Regions from separate parts of the Mus musculus genome. Here region 1 is linked to region 2. Evidence: chromatin loops called from intact Hi-C (ENCODE). Cell type or tissue: heart. All regions are shown on one strand. Links, peaks and the distances in the headings refer to the core of each region. The heading gives the core; the rest is flanking DNA.

Region 1 (15,116 bases), core at 4,217-12,216, 560 kb after region 2:
AATTGGAAAGCATATGTATTGTCCATATTTTCTAAAAATGATTCTTTATGTTGGGATTATCATCATTTATAAAATGATACGTGATTAGACTCTACATTAAATTTTGAGCCCTCAGGGGCAACATCTACTAGACATCTTTCTAGCACATCACCCAGAAGGGCTGTACATTCAACACTGGTCAAGCTTAGGGGAACTGGCTAGGACACAGCGCTGTGACTACTCTGTGATGTGACCAACTTGGCAGGTAAAGACTCAAAACAGTGGGATGGAGGCAGTGTGGCTCACCCATCCACCCTGCAACGGTCTGAAAGGCACTGGCTTAGTTTCTAGGCAGGCCACACCAATTCTGCTCTTCTGAAACCCTCATCACAGTATGTAAAACCTCTGCTACTTGAAAAGCTTGCTATCCACTTCAGAGACGGTCTTAGGAGACACTCGGTAAGAGAGAAAAGCACAATGCCAAGGTTCTCCAAGTTCTCTCTCTGGCTTGGAGAAATTCCTGGAAACTGTATTGACAATACTGACTACTTCCCATTGTCTGACTGAGCTGGAGAGACAGAAACCTGGTAAGCTGATGTAAAGATATCTGAATGCCAGACTTAGATGGAGCCAGTAAGTGGAGCCATTCAGGAGGGAGTCACTAAAAAGAGAAGTCTGACATAAACCCAACCTCCATTAATTAATTTTCTTTAAGTCACAGGTTGAGCAAATTAAAAGGATGAGAGTCTAGAGACTGTAGCACAAGGCCCCAGGATCTAATGCCAGCAGTACCACACACAAAGACAACGTGAGGCTGCAGATGTAGCTAGGTGCTAGGCTACACTCTAGCATGCTCCAAGGCTTGGCTCAATCACCAAAAGAGAAAAAGCACAGGCAGAGGAATTTACCAGGGCCTCCCTTTTAAGCTCTTGCAAGTGTTTTAAGGGTGTATCTCAATCTAGGTTATTTGGGGAAAAGATAAAGAATGCCCAGAGGAAAAAGAAACTGCTAGTCAACAGCAAAAGAAAGAAAGAAAGAAAGGAAAAAAGGAAGGAAGGAAGGATGGATGTGGGCTGGAGAGATGGCTTAGCAGTTAGAGCACTGACTGCTCTTCCAAAGGTCCTGAGTTCAAATCCCAGCAACCACACGGTGGCTCACAGCCATCAGAACAGCTACAGTGTACTCATATAAATAAATAAATCTTTTTTTAAAAATTAAAAAGAAAGAAAGAAAGAGAGAGAGAGAAAGAGAGAGATTCAAAGAAAGAAAATGCTGAGGAACAAACATTTCAGGGAACTAACTTGCCGCTACTCATTTTATGCCCTATTTCACAATGCTCAGCATCTGAACAATCCACAGGGTTCCAAAGTACATTAAAATGTGTTCATTTCCTCTCTTACTCAGGCAGAATAATAATAGTTTTGTGGCGGTACCACAATCCTCAGCAATTTCAATGACAGACACTTTTTTTTTAAACACATACTCTCTGAGAGGTGCCTTACTGCAGCCACTTAAAAGTGTATAGAAATATCTATGCCCTGTCACCAAATCAGTGGCCTTCACTTCTTAATTTAAATCCTTTATAATTTCCTGAGTTCTTTACATATCTCCTACAGAAAGACGTTGCTTTTTAAAAACTTCTTAAGTTATAAGGGAACTCACACACACATACAAAATATTTCAAGCAAACTAGTGTAAAAAAAAAAAAGTAACAAAAATGGTAACCATAATGGTTGCTGAAACGTCTGCACTCTTCACCGTTAACATCTTCTAAAAATAAAAGTATCCCAACAAATAAATACATTCCTCTAGTTTGGAGCATTTAGAGAAACACCCTGCCAAGCAGCTGGCCTGCGGGCTCCTGGCCCCAGCTCCTGCCCTCACATCCTGTCCACTACATAATCCATGAGCAAGCCTTTCTCTTCATCAATTCAGCGGGATTAGTAAACCGGCCTCCCTGAAAATAGAACTGATATTTTCCACGGGCATTTGTTCCCATGCTTTCACTATCTATGCTATTTATCAGACTCTTTTTTTCTTTTTTATCCTCCGTGTTTCCGACCACGAAGTACCAAGAGAAAGATACCAACCGATAAACACAAAAGAACCGCATCTGGCCAGAGTCTGCATGCATTTACATTTCCAGGTTGCTTCTGTTTTCCGAAAAGCAGTGATGAGGGCAAAGTCGCAAACTTTCACATTCAAGATGCTACCAAATACCTCTACACCCTCAAGCTGCAGCAAGAAGCCACTAATCTATTCCTTCAAAAGCAAAGCCTGTAGTCTGAATCACAACAATAGAAGACTGCTCATAGGCAAGAGGATCAGCGAAGTTGTCTTCCAAAGCAAAGGCAAACAGAAGTGAAGGGAGATCCAGCCAGCTCCTCCTTGCTTTTCTTTCTTTCTTTTCTTTTTTTTCTTTCTGGGAATCCGGATTGCATTTTCTGGTGCCCCCCCCCACCCCCAAGAAGGGACCGCAATTATGCACTGGGTCCACAGCAGACACCCGAGTCAGTGCGTGCGCAAGGAGGGCGAAGCGGCCGAGAAGGGGACGCACGCCCGCTGCAAGGGTAGCCGCTTTCTGTTAAATGCCATCAGAGCCAGCCCCGGCCGCACCACTTCGGCCCAAACGGCATTGACCGCCCTTCACTTGACAGGGTATTCCAAGCAGGCGCTAGAGAAAAAGGATGAGCCGGGGACTCGAGGCCGGGGGCACCCGCGGGCGGCGCGATGCGGCTCCCGCGAGCTCGGGATCCCCGGGAGGCCGGGTCGGCCCGCCACCCTCCGGCGGCCGAGGGCAGAGGGGTCAGCGGTGGAAGGACCGCCCGCCGCGATGCCCCCCACGGGAGCGCCGGCCGTGGCTGCGGACGCCCATTCAGCCCGAACCCGTCCCGCGGCCGCCACCGCCGCGGCCCGCCCGCCCCGCTGCCCCCGGGGAGGATGAGAAAGACCGGGCGGAGCGGCGACGGCGGCCGCAGGGACGCGCGCCCGGCCGCTGGACCCGACCCCGGGGCGGCCATCGCCGACCCCCGCCCGCGCGCCAGGCCGCCCGCGTCAGCTCCTCACCTCATCTCCGGGCGGGTGCGCGCGGCCGCCCCTCACACAAATCAGTGCAGCCCGCACGCCGCGCGGAGGAACGCCGAGTCCGCAGCCGCGCACACCATCCCCGCCCGCCCGCCTGCCTGCCTCCCGGCCGTCCCGGAGCCCGCTCGGGATGCTCCCTTGCGAGCCGCCGTACTACGGAGCAACCAAGCTGCGCGCCCTCCCCGCGCCGCTCCACTCCTCTCGCCCTCCTTCGCTCCTTCGCTCCCTCACTCCCGCCTAACTCCTCATCTCCCTCCGCCGCCGCCCCTCCGCCCACAGCCTGCCCTCCGCCCCACCCATAGATGGGCGGGGATAACCGCCTGCCAATCGGACGGCGGAGACCACGCCTTCGCTCTCTCCTATGACTCCGCCCACTAGGTGGGCAAAAAAGAAGAAAGGAGCCAAAGGAAATAGAGGTGTACAGAGTGACAACGAGATACACCAATGAAGTAGTTTGGATAGCACCCCCCCACACACACACACTTTTTTCCCCTCCCATCCTTGTCTCGTCCCTTGAAGGCGTAACTAGAGGTTTCTGCTCTATGCGTGCGGAGATTTTGTTTCACGATTTGGCGCTTTGCTCTTTTCTATGCGCGACAGTAGCTAGGATACATTCAACTAAATTGAAGGTTTTGCAGAAAGAGCGTGGGCACGAAAGGCGAAAGACACAAAGACTGAAGAAAGATGGTAGGGGTTACGGTTGGAATGAGGAAGGGTGTGGCCTTTTACTCTAATTTGCATAAAACGGAACCCATCTTGGCAACGCCCAACTTCTCCCATTTATTGGTGGTCCCTGGGGCGGCGACTCGTCTCTCTACGGGAAGCAGCATGCTGGGAGATGTAGTTCCGGGTTCAGTTGCCATGGCGTTCGTCACAGCCTCCCCCAGATCGGTCATCCTGCGGTAGTGACGGGCAGTCTGACCAATGGCAGTACTGTTTGGACCCAAGAAGGCGGGCTCTCTGCAGAAGGACTGGGAAGGTGGCGGCGGCGAAGGCGCTGGCGGTTGAGGTTGCTCCGAGCCAGGTGAGCCAGGGAAGAACGATGTGTGTCTCTGAAATGGGACTTTGGGCGAAAAATGGAGAAACGCCTGAAGGAGCTGTCTAACCCTGGGGAGACTGGTACTTCGCATCACACGCCGACCTCAGAGATGCCCTGGCTCAGGCCTAGCTTGGCCGAGGCCGCCGAGGGGCGGGTAATACTAGATTTGACGGACAGTTCCTGACCCTGGCTAGGTTTTGATTGTAGACTGATCTTTGCTTCTTCCTCCGCGTTTATGGAGGCAAAGGTCTAGAACTGCCTTTCTCCTGGGTTGAGTCCTCCCCGCCCCCAGCTTCTCCCTATCACTGTTTCTGATGCTGTCTCTATTACTACTTCCCTTGTCACCCTTCTTATCCTTCTCTTTGCATTTCCAGTAAGCGGTTTCCTAAAGCAAACAAGGGTGGGTGTTCGCAGTAATGGGGCCTTGGGTCAGGAATTGCCTGCTTCATTGAGCCGGCCATACTTGAGCCATACTAAAGAATTATCCCAGGGTCGTGAGGAGGTGCAGATACTGATTCTGGATTTGGGCCTGGTGGTCTGCATTTGCTTTTTAAAAATTATATATATATATCTATATATGGCATTTTAAACAAACTGCCAAGTATAGCCAGTCCACAGTAGCTGAGTTTTGCATTGCCTGTCCAGGACAGATGTTCTAGGCACCCAGACGCTTTTAGATTTCCTGGGAGCCACATTTGGACAGTGAAGAGACCACGTGAAATTAATTTTACGTTTCTCTTAAACCAGCTTATCCAAATATTATTTCAACCTTTAAAGAAATCAGATATTTAAATGAGACAGTGTATCTGTTGTGCGTTTTACCCTCGCAGCATACCCTCGTACCCTCATCCTAAGGGCACGCCACTCACGTGCGGAGTAGCCACCTGTGGCTATTCGCCGCTCTCCGAATCCAGATGATGCAAGAGACCATTGCACAAACTCAGCAGTGTTAGTCATGTGATTGCCAGCGACATCCCTTTGCTGCTTCAGTACATGGGTTCAGAACTACTTTCACAATACGATACTGAGCTTACAAGAATACCAGGGAAAGTAATATTTATTAAAAAGCCAACTTCCGTAATGTGTGCGCTGTGTACTATACTCACTCAGTCCTTGCAGCAGCCTGCGTCCTATTGCGGGGTCCTGTCTCTTGGGAGTTGTAAATCTTAGGCATCAGCCACTGCAATGTACAATTATTACTGGCTTTTCTAATTAATGTCACCCACGCTTCTGTCTCCACATGTAGAAGGAGATGAGGTGTTCATATTTGAAACAGTGCTCCCCGTGTAAAATCAAGCCGCCCAAGGCTGGAGAGCTGGCTCAGGGTAGGGACACTTGGTACTCTCCCAGAGGACCAGGGCTCGCCACTGTAACCACCTCTGTTACACTAGTTCCAGCGGATCTGAAGCCCTCTCGTGATCCAACGGCACAGGGCACACAGGCAGGGTGCAGACACAGATCCAGCTGCCTGGCCTGGCGTGGTGGTGGCCCATGCCTTTGACTAGTGCTTGAGATGCAGGGGCAGGCAGATCTCTGTGAGTTCAAGGCCACCATGGTTTACAGAGCAAGTTCCACGGCTTCATAGAGAGACCCCACCTCAAAGAAACCAAGATAAAGCTGCCTGGCATCTGTGGTAAAATAATTGTGGTAATTTTATAGTTCTCCATGCTGCTCCATGTTAAGAAGAAAGGTGCAAACCTGATGGAGATTCCTGAGCCTCTGGACCAGAAAGAGTCCTGATTCACTTGTGTGCCTCCCTCAAGGAGGAGGCTGGGAAAAGCTTGAGAACTCGGAAAATGACATGGTTCATTCCAAGAACACATGGGCATTCCCCCTAGTGGTGCAGGCCTGGACTCCCATCCAGTGGATGGGCAGTTCAGGGCCAGCCTAGACAACTTAGTGAGACTGCCTCAAAGTAGTAAAAAAAAAAAAAGAATGAAAGCCCACAGACACAGTGTCTCCTGGTTGTGTTTGTGGCAGACTCTTCTTGTCTCAGTAGCTGGTCCAGGCTGGCTGGCCTCAGCCTCCCCTGCACTGTTGGCTTACTGTAGCCTTTGCAGACCTATGACAACACTGTGCTGAGAACTGTAAATAGACAATGGCAGAGTATAATGCTTCACAAAGTGACTTCCTTCCAGTTTTTATATAATATACTTTACGAGGTTGTTTCCTCTTTCAACTCTTTGTCTTCTGGTAAGGAAGCTCAAGGACATTTTTATTAGAGTTTTGAAAGAAGGCAGTATAGTTTAGGTGAGAATTCTGGCAGCCACTAGGAGGAGAGCCGCAGGATAATTCACGCCTTCTGAGTTAGGCATGGAATACAAACAGAGATGGCAGTCCCAGCAGAGGACGTGGCCTACTGAGCTGAGTGAGGAGCACCAGAAACCTTCATACTAAAATCAAAATTATCATCTGTATTCCACATCTAAATGATTCCTCAGGATCCTATCATGAACTGGCAGATAAGGTCGCCATTTACGTGAGGATGCTGTAATGTTAACAGGTAGAGATTTTCTTACCAGACAAGAGGGGGCCGGGCTAAGAGGTAGAGAAGACACTCAAGTACCTATCTCCATGTTCACATCTCTCCACGCTGAGTGTCCCAGTGTCACGTGACCAGGCTATCTTAACGGAAAGGCTACATTCACCATGTGGCTTCTGCCTTTGGCCCTGGTAGCCCAATTCAGAAAGGTAAATGACAGATTACGTCTCTGTTGCTCTGCATCGTACCATAGTAAATGGCCATGTTGAGTAACAGCATTGGAGATATGGCCTTCCACCTTTCCAGCCAACCTCTCCCACTCCCGAGGGTACTGACAGGGAAATATCTGATGTAAGAAATCCTAGGCATTTTTTATTTTAGTTTATTTAAGAATGTACTGTCTCATTTAAATGTCTGAAACCTAAAATATACAAGCAAAACGAGAGAGACAGCTCAGTGGCTAAATGCCCTGACTGCTCTTCTGAGAACTCTGGGTTCAGTTCCTAGCACCTACGTGGCAGGCTATATGTAGCTCCAGTCCTAGGGGATCCACATTTTATGTATTTTATTTTATTTTCTGGGTGTTTTGCCCTCACGTATTTAAATATTTAACATTTGTGTTGGGTGCCCTCAGATACCAAAAGAGGTCATGAGCTTCTCTTAGAACTAGAATTACAGTGGTTGTGAGCCACCATGCAGGTGCCGGGGATTGAACCTGAGTCCTCCAGGAGAGTAGTCAGTACTCTCAACCACTGAGCCACCTCTTCAGCCCTAAAGCCGTGTACACGCTGAGGTGAAAATCAACTTTATAAAAATCAACGATAATTCACATGGAGGTGGGTGGGAGAAGATATTACATTTTTCTTTTGTGATTTCTAGAACAGGTGTTTGATGGGTGCCTCCCTGCTCACTGGGCACCTGTTGAAAACATCTTGTCCAGATAAAGCAACAGTCCGACGTCTCTGAACACACACACTATCTGCTTGTGTAACTACACTTTTTCTGCCTCTCTCGCAATCTTTAGTTCGCAAGCTGCGTAAAGTGTAGGAATTATGCCACAATGTACACACTCTTCCGTGATGATATTCATAGAGCTGCAGATGGTCAGCCTGCTGAGGTCACACACCTGTCCCAGCCCTTGGGCGATGAAGGCTCAAGGTACAGGAGTTCAAGGTCATTCTTGGCTAGAAGGCAAGTTTGGAACTAGCCTGAACTACCCTCTCAAAAAATAATAATAAAAGAAATTGCCATTATTAGAAGAGACTTTAAAAGCCACCTGGTCCCCTGTCCCACTCACCTGGTGCTGGAATCCCTGTAATGGCATCCAGCCTGTTTCAGTACTTCTAAAGTCAGGCATATAGGAAGCTCTCTGCAAGTTCAAGTGCAACCTGTTAACGTAGTGAGTATCATCAGGTCATTTAGGGCTACACAGCTAGATGTTGTCTTGTAAATACTTAAATTATACAAGGGAAGCATTCTTACAGGGGCAGGAGAGGCAGCTTGGTGGTTAAGTGGACTGACTGCTCTTCTGAGAACCCTGGGCTTAGGTCTCAGCGGCTACATGGCAGGTCCCAGCCATATGTAATTCCAGTCCTAGGGGATCCAGTGCCCTCTTCTGGCCTCCGTAGGCACTGCTTACAAGTGGCACACTACCAGTCACTCACTTGTACATGAATAAGAATTGCAAGAAATCAGTCTTGCTAAATGTGGTGGTGCATGCCTTTAGTCCCGGCATTCTGGAAGCAGAGGCAGGCAGATCTTTGTGAGTTCCAGGCCAGCCAGGGCTACATAGAGAGACCCTGTCAAGTTTTATAACCACACATTATGTGCTGGACTTTCTGTGATGTGTCCATGATGACATCACTATCAGAACATCTCTGCCCGTCCTGTAAAGGAAACCCACTCACTCGTGCATCTGTTGGCTTTGCGAGCGTAGGTAAGGGCTAATGTGCAGAGGTTTGCTTACACTCATTAGTAGATGAGCTCTGTGGGGAGTCGAGGGTAGCAGGAGGTGAGCCAGTGTAGCTCTTGTTGTTACAACAAAAGTGAAGCCACCATCTGAGATCTCTTCCCTTGGCTCTGGAGAAATCCCGGCAGAGGCCTACCTTTATTAGGAACTAGGACTTACAGTTGGGTGCTTAGTGTATGCCAAGGTGTCCCTCTGTTTGCACAGCCGAATCTTTTTTGTTGTTGTTGTTGTTGTTTTGGTTTTTTGGTTTTTTTGAGGCAGGGTTTCTCTGTGTAGCCCTGGCTGTCCTGGAACTCACTCTGTAGACCAAGCTGGCCTCGAACTCAGAAATCTGCCTGCCTCTGCCTCCCAAGTGCTGGGATTAAATGTAAAAATGTCAAATCTGTGTGCTTCTCACAACACATCTTAGCCTACATACCTTTTAAATTTTTTGTTGAATTATTATTATTTTCTTTTCATGTGTCTGGGTGTTTTGCCTGAACGTAGGTCTGCGTCTTTGGAGAGCAGTAGATCTCTTACAACTGTGTCACAGACAGTTGTGAGCCTGAGTGTGGATGCTGGGCACTGAACCCAGGTCCTCTGCAAGAGCAGCCAGAGTGCTTAACCACTAAACCATCTCTCCAGCCCCGCCACCCTACCTTTCTAAACATATTTGATGTCATTGAAAAGTTTTATAAGCTGGATGTGGTAGATCAGGAGTTTCAGGCCAGCTAAGGCTCCAGTTCAAGTTTAGCCTGGGCAACACAGGGGGACTCTATTACCAAAACAAGAGCACATAGAAAGTTTTAACTGTTGTATTAGGGATGTGCTCAGTAGTGCCACACTTACATAGCATGGATGAGGCCCTGGGTTCAAGCCCCGGCACCACAAATAAATAAATTATGTAGTGTTTTTTTGATTTAGCAAAGTTTATATCGAGTCATATAATTTTCCAAATTATATATAACACTCTTAGAAATGAGAGGGCACATCCTCATCTTTAATTGAGCCAGATGTCTAGTTATTGTCTATGTGCAAATATCTCTAAGTTCATTAAAAATCTTAGTGAACTCGAGTCTTTGTTAACCCAGGCCAGTGCCTAAGAAGCCACCTGGGCCTTGACTATCACCCATTCTACAAGACGTTCAGTGCTTAGGGCTCAGAATTCCCATTTTGATGAGGGGTGGAAAGGATGGTAGAAATGTAAATCGAATACTATCGTATGTCGAATACTATACTTCTTGATTTTCTTTTATCTTATACTGATTTACTTACTTTTGAAGTAAATAAATAGTTAAATAAACCAAGCCGCCCCTTTAAGGGCTGGAGAGCGAGGTCAGCACTGAGAGTGCCTGCTGCTCTTGCAAGGCCCTGAGCTCCTTCCCCAGCACATGGCAGGGGTGGGGGGCTCCCAAAGCCTTCCCTCCAGCTCCGGAGGACCCAGTGGCCTCTCTGCCCCATGCAGGCATTCACTCACAGCATAATCTTTCAGTCACATTTGTATTTATTTACCTGTAGTGTGTAGGCATGCACGAGTGCACGCGCGGGTCAGGCCAGCTGAGGAGAGTCAGGTCTCTCCTTCCATCTTGGGGATTATTGTAGGACTGCGTTGTCATGCATGACAGCACGTGCTTTGACCTGCCGAGCCGTCCTCCAAGACACACAGATTATAACAAAAGAAAGGGGGTTTTTTGGTGGTGGTGGTGGTGGTGGTGGTGTTTTTTGTTTTTTGTTTTTTTTTTTTTTTTTGTTTTTCGAGACAGGGTTTCTCTGTATAGCCCTGCCAGTCCTGGAACTCACTCTGTAGACCAAGCTGGCCTCGAACTCAGAAATCTGCCTGCCTCTGCCTCCCAAGTGCTGGAATTAAAGGCATGTGCCACCACACCCAGCCTACGAAAGTATTTTTAAACAATTTTTTTTCTTTATGTTGTAGCTTGGAGAATAGTTTTGATCCTATACAGTTGTTAATAATTAGATTAACTAATCCGTACCTCTCCCCCACCCCCTCTCTCTGAAGAAGATTCTAGGGGGTGCGGAATTGTCTCCCAGGTCTTTGAAACTGATACATTATTGACCCAGGCCACATGTTAGCGGTTCAATAGGCTGAGGAAACAGTGGCTTCTAGAACGACAAAGGGAACTGTTTTGAACTCAGGATGTTAGTATAGACTTGTACCTGGAGAAAAGGCCACAGCAGTAAGTCAGGACTGAATAGGAGCAGAGATTTGTTGAAGTAATAATGCTATCCCTGGGCATGTGCTGCACACCTGTAATGCCAGTACGTCGGAGACAGCCCGGAGGATCCAGAGGTCAAGACCAGGCAAGACCACAAATCAAGACCCTGCCTCAAAACAAATAAACCGAAGCATAGGGAAGGAATTAATGTGCCTAAACAATGGCTGGGGAAGCTCACTCGCGAGGAAGAAAAGTGACCTGGGAGTGTGGAGCTGGTGGGTACACTCCTCCCACCTCGGGTGGCCTGCGAGAGTGGGCAGGTGGAGTACACTCCTCCCACCTAGGGTGGCCTGCAAGAGTGGGCAGGTGGGGTACACTCCTCCCACCTAGGGTGGCCTGCGAGAGTGGGCAGGTGGGGTACACTCCTCCCACCTAGGGTGGCCTGGGAGTGTGGGCAGGTGGGGTACACTCCTCCCACCTCGGGTGGCCTGGGAGTGTGGGCAGGTGGGGTACACTCCTCCCACCTCGGGTGGCCTGGGAGAGTGGGCGGTGGGTGTGCTCCTCCCATTGTGAGGCTGTACAGAGGAGGATCTGGAATGTATGGATTCACTCTGTGCATCAGTGTGTTAGTGCAGCACACTCTCAAGGACTGGGCTGTGCCTAGAAACCCTACAGTAGGGCCAACTACGTGCTAAGTCAACTGACTCCATCAAACAGGTTCTTGCTGAGACACTGTGGGTGGAATAAGGTAGAACAGCGATATGCACTCAGCCTAGAAAGCTGGGCAGACGCTGAAAGACGCAAGTGGGAGATGCGTGCTATGTCTGTTTAAGTTCTTCTCCCCTCATGGTTCAATGTGTGTCTGCGCGCACACACACACACACACACACTGATAAAGGGCTGCTGTTAGCCATGGTTTTCACCGTCTTGACATACATACTACATACTTTAAGTCCATGTCTTAAAGGCGTGCCTGTGGTTAGTTTCTGCATTTGATTTTCTCATCCTAGAGAGCAGTAACTATTACTCAGCTACTCAATACAACTCTTTTATAGAGATCCATTTAGGGCCACAGAGGTCCTGGCACCCAGAGCTGGCTTCATGAGCATGACAGCTATGCCGGTCGCTGGGCCTCTTGTTCAGAGGACCTACGCATGGCTTGAGAGCTGCTATTGTGAACTCTCAGAAATTCCAGTAATTTACAAAGAAGGCATCCCACTTCTCTCTCTCTCTCTCTCTCTCTCTCTCTCTCTCTCTCTCTCTCATTCTCTCTCTTGCTCTCTCTCTCTTTTTCTTTTTGGCTTTGGTACCTACAGATTAAAACAACAGATCTATCTGCAACTGAATAGTCAGTCCCACCGGAGAAAGTTTTGTAGTTCCAGGTGAGTGTATCCTAGCAGTAGCTCAGTAGAAAAATCACTCCTGTGACAGTTCTAAGTAACGACTGCCGAGGCTCCAGCCCAGCTGGTACTGTGCGCTTAGTGACTTAACCCCTGGTACTGTGTGCTTAGTGACTTAACCCCTGTAAGGTACAGTTTCCATGGTTCCTGTTACCTCCCTGCTAGGTGGATGGAGGTGCAGCTTCCTCATCCATTCAGTAAATGTAAAAAGGATACACAGAAATGTTCTGAACATGGCTGTTGTCAGCCACAAGCTGTAAACTTTCCCAGCGTGAATTGCAACATTGCTATCCTGAAGTAAATAAACAGCGGTGCGAAAGCCTAGACCCGGCTATCAGCAGCAACAGCAGAGTGGGGCCCAGGAACATCACATCAGGAGAAACTATGCAAAGACAGCACCGTGCAATCTCCTTTCTGTGTACTTCGAAAGGAGCCTGTTTGTCTGTCTGTTAAAATTGAGGCTGTTTCATATCCTTAGGGGAAGGAAGGTCACAACCTGACCGAGGCACTTAGAGCTTCAGAAGGTGGGGTGCGGCTCCTGCTGGGACAGGAGCACATGCATGCACTCCCTCCCCACTGGGCGAACTCTACTTTAGGGGTCTGCACGCGCCTGTGTATATTTCTGTAAAGTTTACACTTTGGAAAATTCAATGGTCTAGGCAGGTGGGTCAGACCTGTACCCTACCTCTCTACCTCTCTGGAAGCCAAGGCAGCGGAACCCCCGGAACTCAAGGCCAGGAACTCAGTCTTGGCCACAGGGAGTTCCGGACCCACCTGGGATGCAGTTTGCAAAACAACAAAGAATTGTGAGATCCTTAAAGGTAGTTGAAGAACTTCCCAGGCTATCACCAGCTGGAAATATTTCCATTAAAAAGACTGCGGAGAGCGCTCAGTGGGCAAAGAGTCTGCTGTCCGAGGGTGAAGGCTGGAGTCTGGGTGAAGTCATCCCTGGGCAGGTGGTCCTGGGTTCTATAAGAGCAGGCTGAGCAAGCCATGAGGAGCAAGCCAGTAAGCAGCACCCCTCCATGGCCTCTGCATCAGCTCCTGCCTCCAGGTTCCTGCCCTGCTTGAGTCCCTCAGTGATGGACTATGATATACAAGTGTAAGCCAGATAAACCCTTTCCTCCCCAACAATACAGAATGGTTAGGCCATGGCTCCTGGCAAAGGAAGATAGCCAATGCCATCCTCTGGACACACAGACACACACGCAAACTCACACATGCAAACATGCATGAACACATACCATGTACACATACACTGCAAAGGGGGGGGGGGTTATAGAGGACCTGGAGGCTCAGCAGTGAAGTGCTTCTTTGGATCCTCAACATGCATGTGAAAAATAAGCCAATCATAGCCACAAACACGTGTAATTGCAGCACCAGGGAGACAGAAACAGGAGGAGCTACGGGGGTATCTAAGTCAGGATTACGGTCACTGTTATGAAACACCAAGACCAAAAGCAACTTGGGGAGGAAAGAGTTTATCTGGCTTACACTTGTATATCATAGTCCATCACTGAGGGACTCAAGCAGGGCAGGAACCTGGAGGCAGGAGCTGATGCAGAGGCCATGGAGGGGTGCTGCTTACTGGCTTGCTCCTCATGGCTTGCTCAGCCTGCTCTTATAGAACCCAGGACCACCTGCCCAGGAATGACTCCACCCACAATGGGCGGGGCCGCCCCATGGATCACTAACTAAGAAAATGCCCTTCAGGCTTGCCTACAGCCCCATCTTATGGAAGCATTTTCTCCATTGAGGTTCCTTTCTCTACAGTGTATCCAGCACAAGGGTGCTCATTGGCCAGCTAGTTTAGATGAATTGGTGAGCTCCAGGTTTGATAAGGTGGCTGGGCTACAAACCTTTAATTCCAGAACTCATAGAGCAGAAGCAAGTGGATCTCTGAGTTCAAAGCCAGCCAAAGCTTTATAGTAAGACCCTGACCCCCCCCCCCCAAATATAAATAAGATGGAGAGAAGAAGAAACAGTGTCAGCCTGTGGCCTTTGAATGCATGCACACATGTGCATGCCCATCCTTACATATAACACACATGCATATTCAAACCAAAACAGTTTTTTAATTAAAAAATAAAAGGGGGTACTGAGGAGATGGCTCAGCAGTGAAGAGCAATGGCTGCTTTCAGGGGACCCTGTGTTCTTCCCAGCACCCACATGGTAGCTTACAACCATCTGTAGCTCCACTCAGAGGCTCCTTTCCAGCCTTTCCAGGCACAAGGCACACAGGTACTACACATACACGTGTACAAGCACAACACTCATCACATAAATAAACCTAAAAACGTTTCATTAAAAAAGAAAAACTAGAAAGGCTTATAGGGTTTGGACACGGCACACCCTGTAATCCCTGAGTCTGAGATCAGCATTCATGCTACAGTGGGACTTAGATAAACAAGAATGCCCCAGAAGAATGCAGACCACAGTTCCACCGAGCGCAAGCGCGGCTTGGCTGTCCACTCTTACGTTAATTGTTGACCGCATTCGATTACCTTTGAACACTTTTGGCCTGCTTCTGTGGCCCTTGTGAGACATTTTTGTTGGTCTGTTTTAAATATACACAACATTTATTATTGAATAGGAAATGGAAATCCTTCCCTCCCCCTTGTTTTTCTTTCTTTCTCTTTTTAAGATTTATTTAATGTACATGACACTGTCCCTGTCTTAAGACACACCAGCAGAGGGCATCGGATCCCATCGCAGATGGTTGTGAGCCACCATGTGGGTGCTGGGAACTGAACTCAGGATCTAGCCAGTGCTCTTCCTCACCCCCTCCTAAGCCCTTTCTTTTGAGACAAAGTCTGACCATCTAACCCAGGCCAGCTTCACACGTGAGGCTCCCCTTAGCTACAGAATGCACAGTCTAGCCTGTGCCACCATGCCTGAAACCTGACCCTTCAGAAAGCTCCTGTGACAGCTTGGGGATTGATCCTAGTCCGTCTCTGTCTACCCTTCTCTCCCGAAGAGCAGTAAATGCTCTTAACCACTATCTTCAGCC
Region 2 (15,116 bases), core at 3,679-11,678:
TGAAGCCCCTAGCCTGCTTCCTGGAGTGGACACAGTTGGCACCCCAGGGCTGAGTGCCTGTATTGCGCATTGTTTGCTCAGCCCTTCGCTGCTAAGCAGATCACGAAGATTTTTTTTTTGTTCTGATTTAATCATAGGCTTGAAAGGGCACTCGAGGATTAAATAAACGCCTGAGTGCTGCCCTCTGTCCAGTCTGAGGGGCTCCCTGTTTGCAAACAGGTGCTGGATGTGGCTTGACTGGGAAGTCTAGTGTTTCATGGCCACCGAAGAACTCAAGGCACTGTGTGTGAGCAATTGTATTGATGGAGACTATGTTAAAACATATTCATATGCTAAGCAGAACACACTATGAGAGGAAATGGAAGATTGGGGTGAAAGGCAGTCAGGGAGACAGAGACGACTCACCAAAGCTAAAAACGCAAGAAGACGTCACACTTTGTACACCAATTTCCAAAAGTAAAGTAAGGGCAGGAGGGATGAAGGTTCAGTGGGAAAATGCTAGCTGCCAAGCCTGAGGGCCTGGGTCTGGACGTGGCACCCGCACGCATGTGTAATTCCTGTGCTCCTGTGGAGAGCTGGGAGGTACAAGAAGGTCCTGGAAAGCTAACGTGCTAATTTGCCTGAACACAGCAGCAAACCTGGGAGCAGAAGGTGAGGACTGACCCCAAGGCTGCCCTCTGATCTGCCTGTATGCACTGCGGTCTGTCTGAGCCTGCGATCACACCACACTCACACAAGCACACACACAAATTAAGAAAAAATTAAAAATCTGCAAAGACTTCACAGACAGCCGTGTTTGGCACTCGTTCTTTTCCCCCACGAATCCCACGCAAGGCACTATGATTTTGGAATACCCAGTGAACCCAGTGTGCATTTGTTGAGCTGTATGAAATCACCATCCCGGGCTGGAGAGATGGCTCAGTGGTTAAGAGCACTGACTGCTCTTCCAGAGGTCCTGAGTTCAAATCCTAGCAACCACATGGTGGCTCACAACCATCCGTAGTGGGATCCGATGCCCTCTTCTGGTGTGCCTGAAGACAGCTACAATGTACTCACATAAATAAAATAAATACATTTTTTTTTTTTTTTAGGGAATCGCCATCTGTGTGGGTCTAACTGGTCAGCATCATGCCGTTCTAACTATGGGAACTGTATTTCCACTGAGTCTCGGAACAGGATGGGCCCCTGGGAATGCTAGGCCACCTTGCTCTTTGGAGGGCGGTTCGATGACAGCCTAGAGCACTTAGCTCCATTTGTCTTAGACCAGGGCTCTCAAAGTGGTCACTGTGCCTGGACTAGAAGCAAGTGACTCTAGCTAGTGCCCAGGACTCAGTCTGTCCGACTGGAGGTCACACATTCCAATGACCCACCTCCTGTGGCTGGTTGGTTCAAGTGTATAAATAACAAAGGATGGAGACCATGCTCATTTGCTTCTGCCAGATGTGCTCTGTCTCCCAGCCACCCAATGATCCCCTCGTTCCTACCACAAATATATGATGTGACCTGACAAGGACACTCTGGACAGTACAAGGAAAGTCACACATTCGACCCCAGTGACCAAAGCTTCCTTTGCTCAAAATATGATGGATCACCGCCCTTACCCGAGCCTACAACAGACAGCAAAGGCTTGGATTTTTATGTCAACAGTAGAAAAAAAAAAAAGATATGCTTACCTTCATTTAGCATGAACCCTTCTTTTTAAAAAAGCACTTTCCACATTCTCATCTGAAGGCACTTACTTGAAGAAAGGGTCCAGGAAAGCTTAGGAGAGAATGGGGTGGGTAGAGAGAAGGCAGGCAGGCATGGAGGAGAGAGAGAAGGTGGGCACGCATGGAGGAGAGACAGAAAGTGGGCAGGCATGGAGGAGTGAGACCACATGCCCAGAAAAAACAAAAAACAAAAAAACAAAAAACAAAAAACAAAAAAAAACTTTTTTTTTTTAGTTTTCTGAAAAAGGAAAATAAAAATGTTATGCAATTCCTTTTAAAAAGATCTATAATAAAACTTACCTGTGTGGTATGTGAGCAATGCAGGAGACCTTCAGAAAGCCAGGCTCTGCCCCTCTTCAGGACTGGATGTAAATCTCAGCAGGCTGGGCACTTTCAGCTTGAGACCTGTAAGCCCTGCTGCCTGGAGTCTGCAATGCTGGGCTTTTTACAAATCCAAACGTTTAATCTTACGTGGAAAGTTAAATACTGGCTGGCAGCCGGGAATTAACCTTGATGCCTTGACAGGGCGGGGCACGGAGTTGCCTGTGTGACGTCGGGCTGTGGGTGAAGTGGCTCAAGTTCCCTCTGTGTGACAGTTATGTGAACTTTTCCTGGGGAGATGCGGGTGGACACCTGCTTACCCCAGATGGGGCGTCAGTGATGGACAAAAGTAAGGATTCCACCCACGTCCATCTTGGTGAACCAATGAGCATATTAGAGTTGCTTACAGGATTGTGGATGAGAGATTCCTTACAGAACTGTTGGTATTCCCCCAATGGCTGCACAATTAAGGCGTCTCCACCCATGATTGGATGAAGATTTCCCCAGGGCTGCATGGATGGAGCCTCCAACCCTTCAGCCAATGGTCCGCACCGTATATAGTCAGCACCTCCTGATCTGGATTGCATACTGCCAGGAGGGGAGGGTACAGAACAGAGTGAGTGAATAGAATCTCAAACGAAGTCCTGTGAGCCTCCCCAACACCTCGAAGGGAAGGTCTGTGGGCTCCAGCAGCCATCTTGTTGAGGGTCAGAGGTGGTCAACGTCTATTCTGATCAAGATGGAAGCCATGCTCGGAGCATTCCACAACAGAGACTCAGGATGCCCTCCTGCACCAGTTAACAACAAAGACAGTCCCTCACAGACACACTCAGGCCAATCTGATCTAGGCAAGTCTTTCATTGAGCTGTTTCCCCAGATAGCGCTGCACCAACTTCCCAGGATACCCTTTGTTCCCTGCATAAGACAAGGCAAAAGCCAACCAGGGAGAGACAACTGGTTTTATGGTAGAGCTATGGGCACCTCCACAGCAATGGAAGCCAGCAGGAAGGGCAATGAAAGTCGCCATCCAGAAAAGAATGTTCTGGAGCCACATGAGCTACTGCTCTCAAGCAGTTTATTTTAGGATCCCTCTCACCCACACCCCACTACACAATTCACAAGACAGATTGAGACTATGATATGACAGAGGAATCCTTCTTCCCTGGACCTCTTTTTGCTATAGGATCTGTGGCCACACTAACCAATTACAAGATTACTGACTTACACGAACTTCTTATCTTAATGTTCCAAACTGAGCCTCTGTAAAGTCAAGATGTCACCAGAGCTTCTGCGACCCATTTCCTTGACTTCCCAGGGGCCAGCATTTCTTGGCTGCTCTCTTCCTGGGCATCGAGTCACCCTTGCTCCAGGTTGTGCTCACATCTTGCCTCGACTCTGACCCTCCCATCACACTCATTTAAAGTCCTTTACAACTGGGTCAGCTTGCCCGGATAATACAGAACAACCCTCCCACCTGGAGATTCTTAGCTGTCATCCCTGTGAGGCCCATTTCCCATGCAGGTCGTCACGGTCACAGGTTTGGGAAGGGGATTAAGCTGCTAGTCACCTTAAGCCAGCATCTTTGCATCATCTGTCACCTGGGCCTGCACCGCTGTCTTCCAGGCTTTGCTTGTCCACCCTATTTGTACTGTTGATTCCCACATGGCCACTAGACTTATTTCTCCAACAGTACTATTTTTATTATTTATTTGTATATTTATTTGTGTGTGATGTGTGCATCCATGTGTGCTTGAGTGAATAAGGGAAAAGTTTGGGGAGAGGAAACTAACTGGACACCAGAGGCAGGAAGAGGGACCAAGGGTAGCAGGAATGTGAGGATTAACAACATTTGATGAAATACATGTGTGTGTGTGGTGTGTATGTGTATGTATGTGGGTATGGGTATGTGTATGTGGTTTGTGTGTATATGTGGGTATGTGTATGTGTGAGTGGTTTGTGTGTGTATGTGGGTATCTGTATGTATATGTGGTTTGTGTGTGTATGTGGGTATGTGTATGTGTGTGTGGTTTGTGTGTGTATGTGGGTATCTGTATGTATGTGTGGTTTGTGTGTGTATGTGGGTATCTGTATGTATATGTGGTTTGTGTGTGTATGTGGGTATCTGTATGTATATGTGGTTTGTGTGTGTATGTGGGTATTTAGAGGATGTGTGTGTATGTGTGTGTATAAGTGTGTGTATGTGTGTTTGTATGTGTGTGTGTATGTGTGTGTGTTGGGAGGGTGATGTGTGTGTGTTTGGAGGGTGTGTGTGTATGTGTGTGTATAAGTGTGTGTATGTGTTTGTATGTGTATGTGTTGGGAGGGTGATGTGTGTGTGTTGGGAGGGTGTGGGTGGGTTACTCAGAAGAGTCTTTCAAGTGCCCTACCACTGAGCTACACAATGAAGTCCATTATTTTGTATGGCAACTAAAAATGTAATTAAAAAGCCCAGCATATCTCTATTTTATAGACAAAATACCTTTTGAAAAATTAAATTATTCAAGGATATTTAAGATACAGAGAATTATTACAGTTATGCACAAGACTAAAATATTAATTTGTTTTGGAGTAAATGTATTTAATGATTTTCGTTCCGTATTTACTGAATGGTCTATCATTTGGGGGACGGATAGTCCTTTTTGACATCGGTCTTCATTACTAATCTCTGTGGGCAGATGCCTTCAGTGCTGAAACACTGCTGGCTCTGATGCAGACAGAGGCACGGATTGGGCAGATCTAGCACGAAGGAACAATTCCCAGCCGGCCCTGGGATCGGTCTTGTCACCATAGGTTCCCTCTACTCACTCCTCTGATCCACCACAGCTGACCATGTGCCACCTTAAGAAGTCCTTTGAAAGGATCCCATGCCCTTGACATTTAAAGGAGACTCTTCTCCAAGCCTGGAAATGAAGACATGGGTGGGTGTGTAAATAGGCTAATGGGTGTGTGAAACGGAGTGTAAATCTCCGCGGAGCAGAACCATTGCCCTACGTACTTGTATATCCAACGGTCACATTGGACTCCTTGAGTATAGAGCTTAGACAGAAACAGTGATATATGTCTGCAACCTTGGACTCAGGAAGCAGAAGTGGGAAGAGTTCAAAGCCAAAGCCAACCTGAGCCATGTAGTATAGCCATATCTCAAAAAATTCATCACACACACATTTCTTATTTGAAAATTTCCTAAAAAGCAACAAACTAATACAAAAAACAAAACAAAACAAAAAAGAAAAAAAAAAACCTCTCTCTCTCTGTATGCACACAAGCATGAATATAAGAAGGAAATTTTTAAAATATTAAAAAGACATTACAACTACCCAGGCACCCCTGAATCTGGAACGGCTTTAAGACATTGCCTCTGATGAGTGTCTTGTGGGAAACAACAGGTCTTCCGCTGGCCATCCAGAAAGCGAGCAGCTGCAGGAGGCTGCGGTCCACATCTAGAAAGTTCCCAGCTGTCATAGTTAACGTTGTCTCTCTGGCCTGGCTAGTCAGGCTGTTTGTGATAGATTGTCCTCTGTGAGATCTGAAGGAAGGAGCTCTCAACTCAGAGGCTGCCGTATTCAAAACGGCCACATTGTGTCACCACAGACCTGGCAATGTGTGCCACAGGGAAGACAGCCATTGAAGTCAGAGGTTTCTATCTCTATGTAGAATATTAAAGGTAAAAGCCTTGTTACACCCTCAGAGTGGACCGTGCTCGCTCTGGACTGTCTCATCCAATTGCTAACAGCCCATAGTAAGACTTTAGAGTGCCCCCCAAAGAGTAGAGATGCTGAGTTAACTATCGTCACAATTTCATTGTGTGTAGGTATATCAAAATGTCATGTTGTATTCCTTAAGTATATGTAAGAAAAAGGATAATTAAAATATTTCTATGTGTGTGTGTGTGTGTGTGTGTGTGTGTGTCTACATATGAGTGCTGTTGCCTACTGAGACCAGAAGAGGGCATCTGATCCACTGGGGCTGGAGTTACCTTGGTGTGAGCCACCTCAGCTAGGTACTGGGAATAGAACCTATGTCCTCTGCAAGAGCAGCCAATGCTCTTAACTTGCTGAGCCATCTCTCTAGAGGGGAATCTTTAATTTCTTTATGCTTGTATAAAAACTTTCTGAGATAATTTTAGACTCACAGAAAGTGTTAAGTCCCATGGACCACCCCACTCAGCTTCTTGTGGCGATTACATCATCATAACTATACAGAAGACAAGAAGTAGGTTACTGATTTTGATAAGACAGGAATTGCAAAACACTCAGACCACAGTCAGATCTCAGTGTGTGTGTGTACTCTGACGCATGCACGTGTTTGATGGATGGAGTCAAGGTGCCACCACCATACACAAGAGGGCAGAACCGCCCCCAGCCATCAAAAGCTACTTCATGCCCCATTCCCTTCATTCCTTTCTGTCTGAGCTCTGTCTCCCATTAGCCCAGGAAACTACCAAACAGAAACCCCTCTATACATCTGTCATTGTGAGAGTGTTATAGGATGCGGAGTACAGAGTAGGTCGCTTGTGAGGTCAGCTTTTCCCACACAGTTTAGGGTCCTTTTGGTCAATGCAAAGTATTGCAAATAGCAACATGTCCCTTTTCCTTGTTTTGAACTAGTATTGTGCTGTAGAGATGTGTCCCTGCAATGACAGTTTCTGTGATTTGCCCATGAGTGTGCGTGTGCACATAAGTTTTCACTGCTCTGGGCTGAATGTAGTAACTTCGCCACAATGACGGCAGGGGCATGTTCAGATTTATAAGGCGTTATGATGCTAAAGAGCGGGGGATCTCCAGCGTCGCTGTGTCATCTAACGGTGTAATTAGCTGTGAACACAAATTCCAGTTGCTCCAAAGTTCCTCAGCAGAGCTTTAGCTTCCATTGTCCTCAGCCAAGAGCTGCTAGAAGTCTAGAAGTTCAGAACACTGTGGGGCCCCAGAGATTATGCAGTCCAGCCCGAGGCTGTAGAAAAAGCAACCAGGATGCCAAGAAGGGCACCGGCCGACATCTCCCCTGCACTTCAATTTTCTGTGATTTTTTTTTTACTGTTTTTTTTTCCTCCCTGCCCAAAGGCAGGCAGAGCTGCACAGTCTCTGCAGTCTTGTCAAAGGTTAGACCAGACCTAAGCGCCTTTCAAAGCCTCAGAAAAAGTCTTACCCAGGAAATTTGACCTTGTGCTCTGTAGCTTCGTCACAGGAGCCAGGCTGCAGCCACACATTCAGATTCCCATCAGCCTCTGACTGCTAAAGCCACACAGTATCAGCTGCTCTCGGGAATTACTAATGGTCTAAGGTTCAGATTCAATCAGAATTTATAGCCTGCAGCTGTCAGTCATAGGTTCATCCATGTCTGTCTGTCTGTCTGCTGTCCTGTCAACAGTTCTTCCAGCCCTCAGCTCTTCCAGGCTCTGAGTGTCTACAGAGTGCCAGGCACTTTAGAAGGCTCTGGTCCATGCTGTATCTGCAGTTAGGGTCAGAGAACGCCACCTGCCAGATGAGAAAGAAATGGCCTTGAAAGTCAGAATCCCTGGGGATTCCTAACCCAAGGTCTTCTTGGAAGTCTGGCCTAGGTCATTCTTTCATACAGCTCCTGAGCACAAACTCTGCCATATGCTGCTCCTTTGACTCGAACAGCTTTCCTTCATTTCTGAGTTTAGATGGCAGCTTGAGTCCCTTTCTGGGTTTTGTACCTGTAATGTGAGTGTCTGCCACCAGGGGGTGCCAGAGAAGTGACTTAGTCATAGACAGGCCAAGACCCTTCTTGCGGATTTGTCCTTTCTGTGTCCACGATTTGGGTTCACTTGCAGCATTTCTGGTACACGGAGCTCCTTATGAAGATAGCAGACGTCCCTGCCTCACTGGGGATCACTGACGCCATCTGACGTCTTTGTGAAAGGGGCACACATCAAAAGAGTAAAGGAAGCTAACAACACAGAATCTTCTCCAGCTGGTTTACAGAAGTGTCCCAAAGCCATACTCGTGCGGAGTGACCTAAGAGCCATTCAGTTCCCCGTGCAGATGAAGTTAAGTCATATAGTAGCTTTATTTAACGGCAGGTTCGTTTGGTCGCTTTTGAGGGTTGCTGCAATTTTGTTCTGAGTGTCAGTGCACAATTCCTACCGATTTCCTTCTGTGTGCCAGAGAACACTCACCCTTTCCTTCTCCAGGACCGTAATGTGGGAGCAGCAAACAATGGTTTGTGGGTTCCTGGAGGGCAATGTCTCATGATTCTTTCTCCTGATTCGGAAGCTTCCTATATAGGAACTTTTGTCCAAAGTCTTTGGATTTCAGACGTTGAGATCAATATATGCTAGGTTTGCCTGGGAACTTTTTCGTGTGGGGTCCTGATGAGTCCCTTGGTCCCAATGAGATGGTTTACCATCTCTCTTAGCTTAAAGCTCTTAACTTTTTAAGTCTGAGCAAAACCCCTGCGTTGATTGAAGGTTAAAGGATTCAGCTTCAGTCTCTGTGGCAGGTTTCAACTTGAAACGGATCTTAAGCTCAGATCTGCCAGCCCTCCCTCCCTCCCTCCCCACCTCCCTCCCTCCCTCTCCCTCTCTCTCCTGCCCTCCTTCCCTTTCAGCAAAGCTATAAGTGAAACTCATCTCCCTTTGCATCCCCAAACCCATCTAACAGACTCTTAATATGGGCACTTTCCACCACAGTGTTTTGACACCAACGTATTGTGTCTGTCCTTCCAAGGCTCACAGAGCATCTAATCTGAAGAGATATCTCTTCATGGCTAGTAAAGGAGTGACCCTCTTCTCCTTGACATCACCAATGTCATTATGCAAGGGCTTGCAGCCTTGAAGGTTAGGAAAGTTCCTTAGAGGGAGTAGAAAAGAAGCCACCATGAGATGTCATAATGTCCCCTAGTCTTGGCTCAGATCAGGAGATGAGTGTCCAAAGGTTTTTGGAAGCTGCCTCAACCTCCAAACCTTCTTGCTACCCTTCTGGGAATCAAAACTGCCACTAATTTGTTTTCCTCCGGATTTCTGTGTCTGTTTACAAGAAGCCTTCATGCAGGGATAGTCTCGTGTCTGCACCAGACCCTCAGACTTGAAGATGATGACGCTGTGGTGGCTGGGGTGGAGAAAAAGAATTTGTTGAGGGATTGTGCTCCATTCCCAAATAAGTTCTGTCTCTCTCTCCCCCAGCCAGACTCGCTATAAAAGGGAAAACTGGACACCGGGTGGTGGGAAAGGAAGGGAGCCCGTGCTGGCAACTCTCTGTGAAACAGGGACACCGCACTGTTTACAAATTCCTGCAGCCAGCCCTGGAATCCAGATGCAGACGACTCCGTTTATGTAACAGAAATAGACCCCAATGCCGTGTGACTAAGGTGGCTACTGGAGGTCGGGTCCCCCACGAGGAGGCATTTGCTGCTGCTGCTGCTGAAGTCAAAGGGGACAGATTCCCTGGGGTTCCTGGGCAGGTGGGATTTTTTTTGGGGGGGTGGGGTGGGGCCAGTCTTCTAGGTGAGGTCTCTTGCAGGACAGGCATGTCTGAGATGTGTGGGGAGTTCAGGGCAGAGGCACCACAGCATCTTTTCATCACCAGTCACAAAGGGACATGACCTGAAAGTGTCAGCCCTGTCCTCTCCCAGCAGAGACGCATCAAAGACTCCAAGCCAGCCCGTGTTCAGGACAAGGCTTCTCCTCATGGCTCCACCTGGAGAAGCCTCGGTCCAACACATGGTTCTCATTGGCCACCCACGGCCTGGTCAGCAGGGAGGCTTGGATGTTCTAGAGTCAGCAGATGTGTCTCCAGTCAGACCGTCCCTCCAGACCTGGTCCCAGCTCTCTGCTGTCATCACAGCCCAGTGAATGGATGACCTCCGTAAAGCACTTCTCTGGAGACTCAGAATAAATGCTTTCCCTCGTCAAGAGACCTCCAGTTGTCCCCATGCTTCCTCTGGGCACAGTGGTCACCTCTCTCTAGATCTTCTCCTCCCGACAGGGTCACCTGTGACTTTGAAGTCAGAGATATGTTTCATCTGCACAAGCCTTGCCCCAGACGAAGAGCCCAGCGCAGGGAGTCAAGTTGCTAAAGGGAAAGCGGCGTCAGAAGATGAGGGTAGGGGCAGAGATCCTGTGTCCCAGTTGGGGGTCCCTATGCTATTGATTCTTCTATCACTATATTGAAATTCCTAAGGGTGGATAGCTTTAAAAAGGTTTATGTCGTTCAAAGTTCAAGAGCATCGTACCAGAAACAGCTCAGCTCTAAGGAGGGAATCTCATGCTGGATACGACCAGGCTGAAATCCAGAGAGACATGAAAAGGGACCAGCCATGGCCTCCAACTGGGCCCCATTTTTTAGAGGCCCCACTCTCTCTATACTACCAGGCTGAGGACCAAGCCCCTGACATATGAACCATTATGGGATCCATGTCAGATCCAGACCACAGCATGGTGCAAATCATGCCCCTAGCTCCTTATATCCCTAAGGAAACCAGAGTTCTCATACACCGAGGCCAGGCCTGCAGTCTCCAGGTCAGGTCTGTAGACCTGGGTTCTTGGGCCTATGTACTTTGGGGACCAAACACTGTGTCTTCTCTTGAACCTGCTTCCTTGCCCTCCCCTCCATATATATACTTTGTGTGGACATACTCACCAGTCTCGTCTCCACGTAAACACTACCCCCTCAAGGACAGTTACCCACACAGCAGTTCCCACACATTGAACTTCTTATCATATCACCCGGTGCCTTGTGGGTAATCACATCCCCGGTTGAAGGCAACTCTAGGAGATCTGTACCCTGGGTCACCTCTCTGGCTTGTGCAGTGCTTGACCGCTCTGACATCTGCTTTCCTGCCTGATTCCTAGATGGCAAGAAACCTGTCTGCTCCCGCCATCTTCCCAGCGCCTGGTGACAACTGTATTCTATTAGTGAGTGAATTAGCACCCACACCAGAGGTGGCCTGGCAGAACCCAGGACAGCTGGGATACATGTCACCTTGAGAGGACACCAGGCTTGAACTCCACGAGGACCCACCGTACCTGGGGCTTCCAGCTGACAGCTGGTGGTGATATCTAACTGCCTCCTGGGACCTTGAGAGGAAGAAAGGCCACGGGGAAAATGGGACCATATACAGCTGGGCGTGATCTTCTTTTTTCTTTGGAGAAATAAACACAAGCATGTGAACCCAGAAGGAGGAAAGTTCTAGACACTCAAATCTCTGATCTCAGATGCAGATCCAAGGACAAACAGGCCCCGGGGAAGTCACAATTGGATGCCAAAGTCACGGTGCAAAGGAGGTCACTATGGCTGCCAGAATCAGCGCAGGCAGGCACACACCGAGTTATTCACTACCTCGTGGCCACAGTCCCTTCCACCCACCCACCTACCCCGGGTGCCCCCAGTAGAAGACAGAACCTTCTGTCTGGGGACTCGGGTCAGGCCTGCACGTAATTAACTGTAATAATTGGCAGGTGGGTCCCTGCTTTTGGCTTTCAATCCACCAGGGGCTCATGAAAAAACAAAACCCCCAAACCCTTGGACGCTCCACAGCTCAGATTTAGCCTGGGCTCAGAGAGGCGTCAGCCTTTAATGACCAGAAACAAACTGTGGGCAGCAGCTGTCCTGGGCAAACAAGGGATCCAGAACAGTCTGAATGGTCCAGGATCCTTTGGCCCACGGTCAGTGTGCTCCCTGGGGAAGGAGGGGACAGTAGCCTGGCCTGTTGCCCTTCCTGGGAGTGCAGATGTGGAGAAGAAAGGAGGCTTGTCCAGATGTTGTCTCTCTCTGTTTAGAAGAGTGATCATTGCCTACCCAGATTCCGCAGACCATCGGTGCCCCTGTCAGCTTTCCCATGAACATCTCTGGTACCCAGGATGCTGGGATTCACCGTAGGTGAGCCATCATCTAAACAGCATCTACCGCCCATATGTTCTCCCCAGTTGTGCCTATTCCAGGCATGGCTAATCAATCAACGGTGTTAACTTTTCTCCCGAGGTTAAGACTCCTTCACAGGGAACTCCAAGAAGTCATAAAAATAGATAGGAGTTGCTCTGAGACCTAAGAAGGACTCACCAGCTCAGTTTAGTAGTTCAGAAGAAGCCAAAATATGTCACCTGAGAGCGGCTAATAAAGAGAAAAACGGAAATGAGATGCACTTTAGGACCATGGTGCTGAGTCAGTTACTGACAGAGTGGTCACTATGCCTTTTCAAAACCTGGGTCCTCTGATGATAACCTTTGTGGAGGGGACCATTATATGGGACTTTGTAAGAGACCCAGCCATGGTGGCCAGGCCTGGGGTAACACCCCATCTGTAATCTGAAACCCAAAGCCTGTTCTCCTATGGGAAGTGTGAGGTGCGAGGTGTGGGGTGTGGGGTGTGGAGTGTGAGGTGTGGGGTGTGAGGTGTGGGGTGTGAGGTGTGAGGTGTGAGGTGTGAGGTGTGAGGTGTGGGGTGTGGAGTGTGAGGTGTGGGATGTGAGGTGTGGGGTGTGGGGTGTGAGGTGTGGGGTGTGAGGTGTGGGGTGTGGGGTGTGGGGTGTGAGGTGTGGGGTGTGAGGTGTGAGGTGTGGGGTGTGGAGTGTGAGGTGTGGGATGTGAGGTTTGGGGTGTGAGGTATGGGGTGTGGGGTGTGAGGTGTGGGGTGTGGGGTGTGGAGTGTGAGGTGTGGGGTGTGAGGTGTAGGGTGTGAGGTGTGGAGTGTGAGGTGTGAGGTGTGAGGTGTGGGGTGTGGGGTGTGGGGTGTGAGGTGTGGGGTGTAAGGTGTGGGGTGTAGGGTGTGAGGTGTGGGGTATGAGGTGTGGAGTGTAGAGTGTGAGGTGTGGTGTGTGAGGTGTGGTGTGTGAGGTGTGGGGTGTGAGGTGTGGGGTATGAGGTGTGGGGTGTGGGGTGTGAGGTGTGGGGTATGGAGTGTGAGGTGTGGGGTGTGAGGTGTGGGGTGTGAAGTGTGGGGTGTGAGGTGTGGGGTATGAGGTGTGGGGTGTGGGGTGTGAGGTGTGAGGTGTGGGGTATGAGGTGTGAGGTGTGAGGTGTGAGGTGTGGGGTGTAGAGTGTGAGGTGTGGGGTGTGAGGTGTGAGGTGTGGGGTGTGAGGTGTGGGGTATGGGGTGTGGGGTGTGGGGTGTAGAGTGTGAGGTGTGGGGTGTGGGGTGTGAGGTGTGGGGTGTAGAGTGTGGGGTGTGAGGTGTGGGGTGTGAAGTGTGAGGTGTGTTTTTCTTTGTCATAGTTAGCTTTCTATTGCTGTGATAAAGTCATAATCAAAAGCAACCTGGGAAGAAAAGGGTTTACAGTCCATCATGAAGGGAAACCAGGGCAGGGACTCAATTGAAGGGACCTGGAGGCAGGGACTGAAGCAGAAGCCATGGAGGAAGGCTGCTTACTGGCTGGATCCAATGTCTTGCTCAGCTGCCTTTCTTATACAATAAAGACGTCCTGCCCAGTGGGCTAGGCTCCCCTGACTTCCATCATTAATCAAGAAAATCCCCACAGACGTGCCAGCGGGCCAATCTGATGGGGATGCTTTCTCAGCGAGCGTCTTTCCTCCTAGACAACCCTTTCGTGTATCAGGCTGACAGAAACATTGACCAGAACAGGTTTGATTTGGTCTGATTTTGCCTCTGTTCTGCTATCAAGGCTGAGCCAGCCTTCTAGCCACAGTAAATCCTGAGAATTCTGGGAGACAGTAGCCCTACCATGGGTGGCTTCAGAGTGGTCCCTGCCTCATGACTACCTTAGCACTAATCCTCAGCAGAATAAGTTTATAGGGAAGTAAGTTGTGGGGTTGGGGCCTTCTCTTGATTGGAGTTCATATCTAGAAATGGAACTGTAAGGCTACATGATAACTCTATGACTAAATGTATTTAGAAAACACTACAAGATTTTTCCACTGGGGATTTATCATTTTATATTCCCACCAGCTGTATGTGAGGGTTTAAACTTTCCAAATCATACATGTGAACGTATGAGTGAACGTATGTGGACGTGTTAGCTCCTCCCTCTATTTAGTCCATTTTAATGGATGTAAAGTGCTATCTCATTGTGGGTTTTTTTTTTAATCATTACATTTTCTTATTGTTTGTTTAGTGTGTTTGTGTATGTGGGTCTGAGCACAGCTTGCCAGACTCAGTCCTCTCCTCCACCTTGTGGTTTCTGAGGTCAGAATTGAGGTCATCATGCGAACACCTTAGACCTCCTCCCTCCTCACTGTGATTCTGACGTGCGGTTGTCTAACTACTAATGGCGTTGAGCATCTCTTCATGAGCCTGTTGGTTATTTCAATCTCTTTGAGGAAATGTCAGCTCAAGTCTTTTGCTGGGTTTTAAGGTGAGCTGTTCATCTCTCTGTTGTTTTCACTGTAGAATTTAGGTCAATTCTTAGCCAATGAGGTCAGTGAGTCAAAGGGACAGTGAAGTGTCTGTGGGGGAGGGCAGGGTGGCAGACTTAGAGTCTAATAAAATTATTATGTGCAGGGAATAAATAAAATTCCTTTGTTTTGTGCTAAAAGTTCTCTGTCCTCCCTTTGGGGCTGGCTTTTGGGGGATGAGAAGATTAATTTTAATCTGATACGCTTTATAACTTAGATCCCGAAGCATCTGCCAGTCATGCTTAGTCTTTCTAAGAAACCCAAACAAACACAAAGTCTAAGTGTCTCTCAGCTTCTCTTCTCAGCCTCTTCCATACTTCCCCAGCAGTATGTGGTGGGAGTGGCAGTGGCCTTGCAGTCACAAAGCCCAGGAAATATCTTAGCATCCTTGGCATGGTAATTTGTGGTGCCTTCTGACTCCTCTGAGCTCCTGGGTCATGTCCTCATCTGCTGGCCAAAACCTTGCCATGATAGAGACAAAGTCACCAAAGGTTGTGGCTTCCTGGTCAATTTTCTCCTGGCTGAGACGTCCACTGGATCCTTCTCGTGGAGAACACACCTGAGTTCAGTTGTGCCATTGGCTCCTCTCTTGAGTCTCGTTCTCACCATAGGTAAACTCGATCTTGGGAACACAAAGCATCAGGAACGTCCTACTGAATTACCCTCCCTTGCCAGGCAACTGCAGCATCCTCCAGAACCCCAAAGGACAATATGCTGGTAGCTCAGAGGAAAGAGAATTCAGGAAGTGGTAACTAAGCCAGTCTTTGGAAAGGTGTGTT

What was found. A loop is a pair of places that touch in the nucleus more often than their neighbours do. Peaks named below come from ENCODE experiments on the same cell type or tissue, not always from the same donor. Only the 100,000 strongest peaks of a DNase experiment are listed, where the experiment ranks them.
Region 1: a loop joins it to region 2, with 2.2 times the contacts of the local background. A loop is called at or near these places in 8 of 42 quality-filtered maps.

Annotation. Positions count from the first base shown.
Region 1 is chr16:91,717,529-91,732,644 of GRCm38, reverse strand. Cryzl1 (crystallin, zeta (quinone reductase)-like 1) reads left to right here and starts at 3,843. Exons shown (of 13, transcript NM_133679.2): 1 at 3,843-4,087. It overlaps Gm46543 (a long non-coding RNA gene), which reads right to left and starts at 8,341. Exons shown (of 3, transcript XR_001781880.2): 1 at 8,067-8,341; 2 at 7,882-7,972; 3 at 4,064-4,126. Itsn1 (intersectin 1 (SH3 domain protein 1A)) reads right to left here and starts at 3,274. Exons shown (of 39, transcript NM_010587.2): 1 at 3,046-3,274. In heart, for the core only: a CTCF peak has its summit at 8,200 (motif pointing left); DNase peaks (open chromatin) are centred at 5,014 and 8,194; H3K4me3 peaks cover 877 bases; H3K27ac peaks cover 786 bases.
Region 2 is chr16:92,279,417-92,294,532 of GRCm38, reverse strand. Kcne2 (potassium voltage-gated channel, Isk-related subfamily, gene 2) reads right to left here and starts at 2,144. Exons shown (of 2, transcript NM_134110.3): 1 at 2,010-2,144. In heart, for the core only: CTCF peaks have their summits at 5,606 and 7,733 (motif pointing right); a DNase peak (open chromatin) is centred at 7,732.